Linked DNA regions of Homo sapiens: region 2 is linked to region 1. The links are chromatin contacts, found by Hi-C or POLR2A ChIA-PET in ENCODE. All regions are on one chromosome and are shown on one strand. The core of a region is the stretch at or near the end of the contact, and the rest is flanking DNA. Distances in the headings are between cores, read along the strand shown. Region 1 holds the start of FGFRL1 (fibroblast growth factor receptor like 1). Region 2 overlaps RNF212 (ring finger protein 212).

Evidence for each region. A loop is a pair of places that touch in the nucleus more often than their neighbours do. ChIA-PET counts read pairs that join two places held with the same protein, here RNA polymerase II (POLR2A). Pooled maps may share reads with other maps.
Region 2: a map of mammary epithelial cell shows a loop between it and region 1 (8-fold over the local background). The contact joins the enhancer-like site here to the promoter of FGFRL1 in region 1. A Hi-C loop is called at or near these places in 6 of 168 maps with a recorded cell type or tissue (CD4-positive, alpha-beta T cell, MCF 10A, aorta and 2 more) and 15 of 50 pooled maps. POLR2A ChIA-PET finds 5 or more read pairs at or near these places in 2 of 52 experiments (MCF 10A and activated naive CD8-positive, alpha-beta T cell).

Annotation. Positions count from the first base shown.
Region 1 is chr4:1,007,374-1,012,875 of GRCh38, forward strand. It overlaps FGFRL1 (fibroblast growth factor receptor like 1), which reads left to right and starts at 4,253. Exons shown (of 7, transcript NM_001004356.3): 1 at 4,253-4,581; 2 at 5,097-5,191. The coding sequence starts at 5,113. RefSeq lists silencers at 2,076-2,185, 2,436-2,535, 2,826-2,895, 3,726-4,245, 4,925-4,994 and an enhancer at 2,576-3,208.
Region 2 is chr4:1,078,913-1,086,020 of GRCh38, forward strand. It overlaps RNF212 (ring finger protein 212), which reads right to left. Exons shown (of 10, transcript NM_001131034.4): 5 at 6,984-7,042; 6 at 2,655-2,707; 7 at 2,507-2,555; 8 at 731-776. Among named protein-coding and RNA genes, the nearest start is that of RNF212, 31 kb to the right of the region's middle. Within about 2 kb of position 3,544, at least 7 of the 41 ENCODE cell types and tissues checked have a DNase peak (open chromatin) inside an H3K27ac peak, as active enhancers do; they include mammary epithelial cell, where a contact is called at or near this core.

The sequences.
Region 1 (5,502 bases), core at 3,003-5,502:
ATGTTGGCCAGGCTGGTCTTGAACTCCTGACCTCAGGTGATCCACCTGCCTTGGTCTCCCAAAGTGCTGGGATTATAGGTGTGAGCCACGGCGCCCAGCCACACTGATCCTTTCTTTTGCAGTGTTCCATTAATCCCATCTCGTGTATTATTTCTCTGACACTACTTTTCATCCCCAGAAGTACGATTTGAGGCTTTTTTCCCCGTCTTTACTTAACATATTGTCTTTCCTTTCCTCCAGCATCTTGAACATATGGAACATGGTCACAGCATAAGCATGTGTGTGCTGTCCTCTACTTGCCCTGTCACCTCCAGCATCTTGAACATATGGAACATGGTCACAGCATAAGCATGTGTGTGCTGTCCTCTACTTGCCCTGTCACCTCCAGCATCTTGAACATATGGAACATGGTCACAGCATAAGCATGTGTGTGCTGTCCTCTACTTGCCCTGTCACCTCCAGCATCTTGAACATATGGAACATGGTCACAGCATAAGCATGTGTGTGCTCTCCTCTACTTGCCCTGTCACCTTTGTCATTTCCAGGTCAGTTACTACAACCTCCACCTCCCGGATTCAAGTGATTCTCCTGCCTCAGCCTTCTGAGTAACTGGGGCTACAGGTTGCCTGCCACCACGCCTGGCTAGTTTTTTTATTTTTAGTAGAGATGGGGTTTCACCATGTTGTCCAGGCTGGTTGTGAACTTCTGGTCTGAAGTGATTCGCCCTCCTCGGCCTCCCAGAGTGCTGGGATTACAGGCGTGAGCCACTGTGCCCGGCCCCAGGTCAATTTTGATTGATTTTTCCCATCTCTCCATATGGGTCATAATGTCCTGCCTCTTTTCATGCCTGTTTTTTTGTTTTTTGTTTTTCCCGGATATTCAATATTTTGTATTCTACCTTGTTTGGTGCTGGATATTTTTGTAAACCTATACATATCTTTGCATTTGTTTCTCGAATGTGATCAAGTTACTTGGAAACTGTGTGGTCCTTTTTTTTCAGGCAGGGTCTCACTGTGTCGCACGGGCTGGAGTGTAGTGGTGTGATCTTGGCTCTCTGCAGTCTCGGCCCCCTGGGCTCAAGTGATTCTCCCACCTCAGCCTCCCCAATAGCTGGGGCCACAGGCACGCATCACCACATTGGCGACTTTTTGGATTTTTGTAGAGATGGGGTTTCACCGTGTTGCTCAGGCTAGTCTCGACCTCCTGGGCTCAACTGGTCTGCCTGCCTTGGCTTCCCAAAGTTCTGGGATTACAGGTGTGAGCCCCCACATCTGGCTCTGGGTCTTCTTATTCAGTGGTGTTTGGTGGGACCTGAACTGTATTTAGTCTCGTGTTGATGCTTCCCTACTACGGGGTGAGAACTTCTTCCTGCTCTAACGATGCTTCCCCACTCTGGCTGCTGAGCACAGGCACTATTCCCAGCCCTGCATGGGCTCTGATCCTGGGTGGGTCTTTCCCTGGCCTTGAGTGTTTTCTTCACGCTCCTGCACTGATCTGTGCTTAGCTGAAGCCTCCAGGCAGACCCTCTGTGGGTGTCTGGGCTTCTCGGTGCAGCCCCCTCCTCTCCAGCACTCTGGAGCACCTGTGAACTCCAGCCCCTGCCTGGCCACCTCTGTCTTCCCAGTTGAGGGAGACGCCGGTGGCTGCCTGGGTTTTCTCTGCACCGGCCTGGGCAGTGGGCGGGACTGTCCTCGCTGCCGGGTCGCTTCCCCTCTCTCCAGCACCACGGTCCTCGGTTTCGTGAGCCCAGTGCCTTACGTGCTGTTTTCACACCTATTTTTTTGGTTGCTGCAGCTGAGAGTGTGTAAGTCACTGTTACTGCATCTCCATTCTCTGCCAAGCCTCCTCCACCCGCCTGTCCTTGTCAGTCCCTACACCTGCTGTTCCTGAGATGCCGCCTCTGTGAGGCCTGCCCGGCTCTCCCCCAGTCCTGCCTCTTCTGCCCCGGGGCAGGTGCTGTCGCGGGCAAGCGAGGATCCGTGCTAGCGAACCTGCGCGCCTGGGGCTCACCGGGGCTGGGTAGGTGGCTACAAGAACCTGTCTTCCCGCGGTCACCCCATGGGGTTGGCTGAGGATGGGGCCTGAGACCCCGAGGGTGGCTGACCGCCCCGTTTCAGTTTTAAGGGGCAGGACGTGCTTGCGCCGGCCCCTCGGCTCCGCGCTGCCTGACCCGAAGGGCCGTGGGAGCGGGGAGGGCCCAGTCCCTGTTCCGGGGGTGGGCGAGGGGCGGGGGGCTGCCTGAGGACGGGGCCTGGGCCGGCCGCGGGCTGGGACGTGGCGGGCGGGGCGGGGCGGGGCGGGGCGGGGCGGGGCGAGGAGACGAGGAAAAACGCCTCGGGAGCTGCCGCGCCGGCGCCGCCGCCACCGCCAGAGGGCAGCGCGTGCCGGCGCGGGAGGCCCGGGCCCCGCCCCCGCCCGGCCAGGCCCCGCCCCCTCCCCGTCCCCGCCCCTGTCCGCCTCGGGCCCCGCCCCGTCTGCCGCTCCGCCCCTGGCCCCGCCCCCCGTCCCGGCCCCGCCCGCCAGGGGCCGCGACGCTGCCCGTGCCCCTCCCACTGCCCGCTCATTCGGGGGCCGGCACCTGCCGGCCTGTCCGCTCCCTGCTTATACTTTGCACGCTCGCAGCCACGTTTCCGCACACCTGTCCCCTTTCCACGCACCTGTGTCCGGCAGCCCGCACATCTGTGGGAGCGCTGCCTCCTCGCCAGCTGTCCGGGAAGTTCAGCGCCGCTCTCCCACGGGCGTGAGACCGCCCCACCCACCTGTCCGTGACTGCAGCTCCGGCCGGGAGGGCGGCAGGTGGGCCCCGGCGCTGCTGGCTCCTTGTGGGACAGGGCCGCGGCGGCGGCGCAGGACGTTCTCCCGCCGGGAGGACCACGCGGCGGTCCCTGGACCCTTCCCCGGGTGCACAGCGGCGGCTGCGCCAGCGGGGGCAGGATGGGCCGTCCGAGCGCACCTCCATCCGCCCTCGCGACGCCCACGCTGGCCCAGACGCGGGATTTGGGGTGGAGGACGCTGGGCTGGGAACCAGCACCTTGGGACGGCCGGGTAGTTCGGGCCTTGAGGAGTCCCACACCCTGACAGCTGGCGCCCCCCACGCCCCGCCTAGCTCTCCTCGGCCTGGGGACACCGGCTGCCAGGCCTCTCCAGTTTCAGCCTTTCCTGGGAGGACTTCCTGGAAGAGGGGGCTTCAGGCCCCAGAAAGAGAGGCTGCTCTGGGGGATGGAGGAGGTGCTGGGATGGTGACTCCGCGGAGTCGAGGGTGTGAGGCGGGATGTGGGCAGGCCGTGAGGTTTGTGTTGCAAGACTGGGAGGCAGGATGAGGGGAGGCCATGGGGCGGCTGGAGGTGCGGCCTGGGAGCCCTGCGTGCTGGGCCCTGGGCAGGGACGGCAGGCGAGGCGTGTGGAGGAAGAGCCGCGAAGAGCTGGGCGCTGTCTTCTCCACGCCTCCGTTTCTTCATCTGCTCCTGGGGCCGCCTGCCCGGTAGCGGAGATTGAATCGCATGTTGACGTCTATTACGATGATTAATGTTCTTGTCATTCCCGTCACTAGCAGGTGAGAGGCTGGGAGGCCTCAGGTGGGAACATACCTTTGGCCAAAGGCACCAGGTAACCCGAACGCCCCGGGGAGGACCCCTGCCTGCATCGCCGCGGCCGTCCCCCCCTACCCCGTCCCCAGCAGCTCCGGCTGGGCGAGGCCCTGCTTCTCCCTTCTGCTCCCGAAGACCCCCCGGGGCGCAGACCTGGAAGCCTCGAAGCTCCCGCGGCCGTCCAGTCCGCCCCCTTCTGAGCAACCAGAGAGCGGTCTGGGCCCGGCCCGGGGCTGCGCAGAGGTCAGACTGCCGCGGGCAGGGCCGGAGCCTGCTCTGGGGGTCGCGGAGGTGTCTCGAGAGTTGAGGACCCGACCCGGGCGCGCGCGGGCGCAGGTATGGGGAGGGCGCGGCGGCTCCTGGCCGGTCCTAGGAGCCTGCGGGGACCAAGGGCGCGCGGGCGGGGCCGGGGGCGCGGCGAGGCTCGGGTTGGGGCGGGGCGGGGGCGGGGGCGGGGCCGGACCCGGGGAAGCCGCCCGCCCGCGGGGACGTCCGCACCGCGAGGGTTAAGGCCGGGAGCCCGGCGGGGCGGGGGCGGTGTGCGCGCGCGGATTGGGGAAAAGTTTGGCGGCGGGGCGGGGCACGGGGGAGGGCTGACGCGCGCGGATTGGCCGGAAGTTGTGCCGGGGGCGGGTCGGGGGTCCGGGCTCGGCGCTCGCTCCGGGAGAGTTGACAAAGCCCCGCAGGGAAGGACGCCTCGCGGCGCGGCGCCCCGGGCCCCTCGCCCCGCCGCCCCGGGATCCCGGCCCCGGCCCCCGGCCCCGCGGACTCGCCCCCGCCGCCTGCCCGGTCCGGGACCCCGCGCCCCGAGCGCCCGAGCCCGGACCCCGACCCGGCCCGAGCCGCCCGCGCCCAGGTAGCGCCGCCCCGCCCCGAGACCGGGCCCGGGGGCGCGGGGCGGCGGGATGCGGCGCCCGGGGCGGCGATGACCGCGGAGCGCACGCCGCGGGCCCGGCCCTGACCCCGCCGCCCGCCCGCTGAGCCCCCCGCCGAGGTGAGCCCCCCGCGCGCGCGGCCGCGACCCCAGGTGGGCACACGGGGGAGGGCGGGGGTCCGGGGCGGGGGCGGGGAGGGGCGGGTTCGGGGCCCCAGCTGGGCACGGGTCATGCGCGCCGCCGCCGCTCCTGCGGGCCCCCGGCCTGCCCCGCCCCCGCCCCCGCGCCCCACGTGGGCCCCCCCCAGCGCAAATTTGTCCGCTAATGGCGCAGGCGATTATCTGCGGGGCGCTGAGTGTTGTGTGTCCTGCGGGCAGGGCCGGAGTTACAAGCGCCAGGAATCCAGACGGTGTTTGGAGAGGGGGGGCGGCGGGGGAGCCCGGTAATTAGTGTAAACCCTTTGTCTGCCTTTGATACCCACAGCTTCTCCCCGCTGCGGCTTCCTCCGCCTGGAGCGCGGGCGGGGAGGGCCTGTGGGGAGGGCGGCCAGACCCCTGATCCCCGCGGCCCGGGACCGGGGAGGGCGGTATCTCCCAGTTCCACGTGTTAGTGACGGCGCCCCCAATGTCCCCAGGTCCGGACAGGCCGAGATGACGCCGAGCCCCCTGTTGCTGCTCCTGCTGCCGCCGCTGCTGCTGGGGGCCTTCCCGCCGGCCGCCGCCGCCCGAGGTGAGTTCTGGCGCCCAGCCCGGCCAGCCTGGCCTCCGCCAGCGCCGCCCCCTTCCCGCCCGGCCCTGAACCCTGCCACAGTGCCCGCCTGGCACGCGCCATGCCCCGCCCCTGCCGCCCCGCTCGCCAGGCCCCCTTCCTTCCAGGGCCCCCTCACCCATGGGCTGTCCACAGCACCCACCGGGGCTCCCCTAGCTGGCTGGAGGGGTTCCCCTCATGCGTGCTTGCTGGCCAGGTGGGCTTTAGTCCTGGCTCCCCAGGACATGCTCCTGGTCTTGCAAACACTTTCATACTCGTACCTGCAGTCCAGG
Region 2 (7,108 bases), core at 2,294-4,793, 71 kb after region 1:
GGACCAACACGGGACCAACACAGGGTCAACACAGGACCAACACAGGACCAACATAGGACCAACACAGGGTCAACACAGGACCAACATAGGACCAACACAGGGTCAACACAGGACCAACATGGGACCAACATAGAGTCAACACAGGACCAACATGGGACCAACACAGGGTCAACACAGGACCAACATAGGACCAACACAGGGTCAACACAGGACCAACATAGGACCAACACAGGGTCAACACAGGACCAACATAGGACCAACACAGGGTCAACACAAGACCAACATGGGACCAACATAGAGTCAACACAGGACCAACATGGGACCAACACAGGGTCAACACAGGACCAACATGGGACCAACACAGGGTCAACACAAGACCAACATGGGACCAACATAGATTCAACACAGGACCAACATGGGACCTGTACGGGAACAACACAGGAACAACACAGAACCTGCATGGGACCCTGCCAACACCTCGTCCGCATTTGCTTTTGTTTCTCCAGATGCAACTGCAGTCCTGGCCATTCAGGCAGAACAGGAGCGTTCTCATGACCCAGCTTATAGCCACAGCCCACCCCTCTCACCCACGGGACCAGCACACGAAGCAGCAGCACTGTGCAAAGTCTGTCTACTGTTGCACGAGAGGTTACGTTTTTCACTACTGAGGAAAATGGGAAATGCCACACGTCTGGTATACAGAGGAACTCAGCAGGAGAGATGCACTTACTTTTCTAATCGGAGAAGGAGAGAGATCAACTTCCATCGACTCCAGTCTGTTAAACACATAGTGAAAGGCTTTGAGTGAGCCCAGGACTTACCTCTAACAACGTCAGTTGAAATACACACATGACGAGATGATGTGTAAATGTCTAAATCTTCCTCTAGCTTCATGCTGCGGCCAGAGTTTAGCCACTTAGGCATCTGATCACTGCCATTTTCCTCCCTCTTTAGGGCCACCCGCCGTCTGTACTGGGATGTAGCCTCTCCAGGACAGAGGCCGCTGGCCGGCCCGCCCTGGTTGGGCTCTCCCTGGCATTCCTCTCTTGCACCTCTGCACACTCAGCTTCTCCCTCCAGACAACCCCTTCTCTTCTCTCTGCCAACACCTGCCTGGAGCCTGCTGGACTAGGACGTTCTGAGAGTGGGATCCCGAATTGACTTCTGTGATCACTCACTGCCTGGCCACACATACCACACCGTGCACGCTCGGTACGCACTAGTTCCTTCATTTGCCAAAGGCAGACAGGAAAACATCATAGGATTCATTTTGCGTTGGCCCCCTCCTAGCCCTGCCATCCTTATGGCTCGTGATCTCTGCGGAAAGAGGCTCACTCTTTTCCAACAGCTCCAGCAAGAGTCCCAGGGGTGACTCCAATTAGTCCAGCCTGGCTGGAGTGAATTCTAATTTTAGGTGGCCTCAGCACTCATTTTGAAGACAGGTTTAACTTTCTCATACCAGAGGCAGGGCTCAGTCACCTTCAACAGTTTCCAGTTCTCCACCCGCTCCCAGTGTCTCAGAGTGGTCCATCCGGACACTTGCCTCCCAGTGGCCACCTCCCTGTGGGAGGGTGGACAAAACCCACTTGGCTGGCCCCGCTGACCCCTCACCCTTCATTGACCGTACAGATGTACCACAGTGATGCCCTCAGTCACAGCGGGACCCCGTGGAGCTTGTGCCTGCCTGCTCTAAACCCACCAATTAAAACTCCTCACGGGAAACCTGCCTGGATGACGCCCTGAGCCCCAATAAAGGTGCTGGCCCACGAGACCCCTCTCTGCCTGAGCCTTCTTTCCTGCCTCTTGCTACCTGTGGACAGAGCACTGTCCTCCCCACAGGCGCCCTCCCTGTCCAGGACCTGTAAGTAATAAATCTGAATGTGTTTCCTATCACAGGGGTGGACTGAATTTGTGCCTTCCATCTGAAGAGCTAGGAGCTACCCCAGGCCGGGTTTTCTCTGGGATGCTGGAGGGAACATGAGGTTGGGCTCCCTGTGCCAGAGTGATGGCCAGGCAGGCATAGCCTGGAGATGGGGCAGACACAAGCCACAGGACATGTGCCAGTATGAACGTTTCCTGTGTGAGGGACCCCCAGCCATGGGTTGGGTAATGGGTTCAGGCCATCCCCCAGGTGAAAGAAGGATTCCATATAAGGCACACCAGGTCAGCCCCTTAATTTCCTGTTAGGGCAGGGCTGTCAGCTGCCGGGCACTGGAACGCCAGTTGAGCGGGGGGCACGCAGAACACTGGGTCACATGATCATTCCCAAACCAATCACTGTCGCTGCAGGATGGAGTGCTCTGATTGGCCACCTGGATCACACACTTAGTTTGGGACCTGAGCCTCGCAGGGAGATGAAATAAGTACCAAAATGAGTTCATGTCCAGTCAACTGTATGGATTAGCAAAATCTGGGGGCTTGGAGAGGGGGTGGGGTTGGGATGGGAAGGCAGGTGCAGAATCGGAAAGACCTGCAGGTCCTGTGATTTCTGCAAGCAACCCACACACCTGTCGGGGGCTGATGAGTGAGGTGGCAGCAGGCATCCGTGTGGTTTTGCTGGAAGAGTGATGACGAAAATGCCAGCGTCAGTGCACACAGTGTGACTCAGCAACATGCATCTCTATTTTGTTCTCTTTCTGGCATGATTTTACTTACTTGAAACTGAACTTTTTATTGTGCTGAAAGCTGTTTGTTGTGATGATCTCATACTAAATAGATGGAGAAAAGGTATTGAATTAAATCATAAAAACTGACTTCCCCCCAGGTCATCCCAACTGAAAGTGTAAGAAGGCTCTGAATCAGTGAAATGTTCTTACTGGGTTTGCAAACGGCATTTCACATGAATTCAGCAGTTCCCATAGCGTCCTGTGAGTCGCACGGCCCTGCTCCTCCCTAGCGCTGAAGCCAAGTGAACTCAACACCCCACTGCCATTTACATCACTGGCTCTTACAACTGCAACTGTCACTCAGCACATGGCCACTGCGGGTGTTAAAGGTGTGAAATTAAGACCTGACAACAGGAGCCACTAACGCACCAGCTTTGAAAGGCCACTAAGAGGCCAGCCATGGTGCCTCATGTCCATCATCCCAACACTTTGGGAGGCAGGGGCGGGAGGATTGGTTGAGCCCAGGAGTTGGAGGCTACAGTGAGCTGTGATTGTACTACTGTACTACTGCACTCCTGCTTGGGTGACAGAGCAAGAACTCATCTCAAAAAAGGAAAAGGAAGGGGAAAGGGAAAGGAAAGAAAAGAGAAAAGAAAGAAAAACAGGCCAGCAAGAGAAATATGGACAAGTTACTTGGTCACGTTTTCCAGTCTAGCAACCCTGGACTGATCTCCACGATGGCCAGTAGCAGAGACCACCTGCTGTGCCCTGTGACTCCCGGCCACAGAAGGCTGCTGCACCTGGGTCCTCTCTGCCTCACAGGGCCTGGTGGACATGCTGAGATGCACACGTAAGACTGGGGGAGCGTGTCTGTTTCTGTGGACACACTGAGGTGCATGACTGCACATGAGGGGTGGGGCTGTCTCCTGGCACCGAGTGCCCGTCTATGCTGGCTGGGTTTTGAGATACGAACAGTCTGCCCTCAGCAGTTTCAGTTTGGGACCAAGCCAGCTAGGAATAGGCAGTTGCACAACAGCTCAACCACTGGGGCCTCCGCTCTGAGTCACCTCCTAGAGCCTGCCCTGGCACTGCCCCTCAACATCCTCACCCAGAGTCACTTATCCTGACAGCCTGTGTCCCGGCCCGACATACAAGTTCACTTTCTGCCTCCTCTTCCCCACACAGAAGCTCCCAGAGGACGGGCACTGGGCGTGTTTGGCTTACTCCGAATTGCCAGCCCCCAGAACAGTGCTGAGAATGCACCTGGTGCTCAGTAAACACTGGCTGCTGCGTGGCTGACTGTGGTGGGCGGAAGTACCTGAGCCTTCTGCGTCTGGCAGGGCCGTGGCCTGGCTCCTCTGAAGGGCACTTGCTCCTGATTCCAGACAACTCTAAAATGCACTGTTTCGTGGGAGCAAGAGGATGATGACAAAAACAACAATGACAACAAAAGTGGGTGGCACGAACGCCACCACAGTGAGGCCGGGCAAGACGGGGTCGGGGGCGCAGCGGTCTGGGGCGGGTCAGCTGGGCTGGCAGAGCACATGGGAATCCTCTCTGGAGGAAAATGCAGGCGATACCAGGTATGTAGAGAGTGGGATTGGCCTGTGCAACCTCACCAGAGATCAGCAGAAATATACCTCCCTCCAGCGAGAGTGGAAGAAAAGAAGGCAGATTTGGATTCCTGAGGATATCAGGTAAGGAAAATAAAAAGGCTGCCTGTGAAATGACTACATAAAAGACGAAGATGCAACAATGAGCAAGGACTATTTTCCAAATGGTGAAATGAGCAGGAATGTTCTCAAAATGTTAACTGTAATGGACAGAACAAAAACTCAATGGGGGCCGGGTGTGGTGGCTCACACCTGTAATCCCAGCACTTCGGGAGGCTGAGGTGGGCGGATCACCTGAGGTCAGGAGTTCGAAACCAGCCTGGTCAACATGGTGAAGCCCCGTCTCTACTAAAAATACAAAAATCAGCCAGGCGTGGTGGGGCTGTAATCCCAGCTACTCAGGAGGCTGAGGCAAGACAATCGCTTGAACCCGGCAGGCGGAGGTTGAGGTGAGCTGAGATCGTGCCACTGTACTCCAGCCTGGGTGACAGAGTGAGACTCTGTCTCAAAAACAAACAAACAAACAAACAAACAAACAAACAAACTCAGTGGGGTTCACTGGCTTAACCTGAAAATCAGGGAGCTGGAAGAAGCAACCCAGCATGTGACCAGGTGGCCTAAGACGACGGAGATCACAGCAGAGGCTGACGTCGAGGGTGGGGAGCTGCAGGTTGTGGCTGGGGATGCAGAGGGTACTACTTGAAAAGATAATGGGCAGGAATTTTACAGAACTGATGCAAAACACGAATCCACAGAATGAAAGAAAATTATACACCAACAAGGAAAAAAATGAAAGTAATTCCACATTTTGTGCATTTTTTTTTTTTTTTTTTGAGAGACGGAGTTTTGCTCTTGTTACCCAGGCTGGAGTGCAATGGCATGATCTTGGCTCACCGCAACCTCTGCCTCCCAAGTTCAAGAGATTCTCCTGCCTCAGCCTCCTGAATAGCTGGGATTACAGGTGTGCACCAACACATCTGGCTAATTGTGTTTTGTTTTTAGTAGAGATGAGGTTTCTCCATGCTGGTCAGGTTGGTCTCAAACTCCCGACCTCAGGTAATCTGCCCACCTTGGCCTCCCAAAGTGCTGGGATTACAGGCGTGAGCCACTGCGCCTGGCCCCTTTGATGCATTTTAAGTATCTGCCTTTCCTCTTGTGATGCTTTAAAGGAGGAATTTGCAAATGTTTCTGCAAAGGGCTAGCTAGTAAATGTAGGAGGCTTTGCTGTCCACATAAGGTCTCCGTTGCAATGCGTTTACAATCTTCTAGAAATGTAAAAGCCATGGTCAGCTTGGCAGCTACATGAAAATACATTGTGGCCGGGTGCAGTGGCTCACATCGGTCATTGCAGCACTTTGGGACGCTGAGGTGGGAGGATCACTTGAGCTCAGGAGTCCAAGACTAGCCTGGGTAACATAGTGAGACCCCATCTCCACACAAAATAAAAAAATTAGCTGTGTGTGGTGGTGCGTGCCTGTGGTCCCAGCTACTTGGCAGGCAGAGGCAGCAGAATCACCTGAGCCTTGGGAGGTTGAGGCGTGAGCTGAGATCACGCCACTGCACTCCAGCCTGGGTGACAGAGGAAGACCCTGTCTCAAAAAAAAAAAAAAAAAAAAAAAAGCGAAGGAAAGGAAGGAGAAGAGAATACACTGCAGGCTGGATTTGGCCTGGAGTTTGCTTGCTGATGCCTGGAACACACCCTTCACAACACAAGCCCATGGCAACTCTTAGAACCCAAAATAACGACAGGGGAAAGAATCCCTTTTCACCAGAGGCAATCAGAACCTCGTGTCAGGAGCAAGGCCACCAGCCAGTGTGACTGGCGTCACCAGCTTCCCACAGGCCCCACGGCCCCAGTGAGGCCATGCCATGCTCAGCTGCCTGACACAGCAGGGAGGTGGGCACCTGCACACACGCTGGAGGCTCACCCACCCCTACACACACAGCCAATGGGAGGCAGACAGGGCTCCTGACTCCTCGACCTCCATGTTAGTAGCAGCCAGCAAACGGGGGCTTGTGACTATTCAACGCGTCTCGTAGAATCTAAGGCATTGCTGAGCGTAATATGTGCCACATCTGTGTATGACTGTGGTAACTGAACTCTGGCCTGTTATTGATTCCAAATTCCAGAAATGGAATGCAGTAAAACTGTATTCAGAACAGATGCAATACGGCAAAAGCACGGATGAGCTAAAATGTACAAGAAAGGAGGGTTTCAAATGGCTAGATTTTCCAGATATTGAAATGTAATGCTTTAAGTCCCCATTTTGGTTAATCCTAGCAACTCTGGATGTTTCTTCCTAAGATGCAACACCCATTCACAGCAGTGCCTTTATACACAGAACATGCCACATATATGTACCTTTCGCAAACGGCTACGACTCCTGGCAGAAAGCAGGCAGCCAGGCTGCAGGTGGAGTCCCGCAGTCCCTGGCTGCAGGGCCACCCCACCTGTGCTGGGTCACTCTGAGAGGCCGGGGGCACCTGCTGCTCTCCCAGGCCCCTCCCACTGCCTCAGCAATCACTGGGGCACCTGCCCCAAGGGGAAACCATTCATCTCTTTTTCACTTTTTCTTTTTTGTCTCCCTTCTTCCCTTCGGTTTTCCCACAGCATTTTTGCTCTGATGAAAGTTTCTGGTAAATGAACGAGCTCTTCCCTCTGCATCTGCAGTCATCTTTCATTCTTGATCTTGGAGAGCCAGACGACCAATGCACATGGCAGTGGGTGCCTCGACTGCGCACTCACGGGGGGTGGGGCGCCTTACCTTTGTAGTTGTTCTATCTGCAGCACTGACTTCCTAAGGGATTCTTCCAACCTAGAAATCTAAACATAATTACACAACCTCTTGTTATCAGACAGGCTATGCTGAGTGACATGTGACCCTCTAAA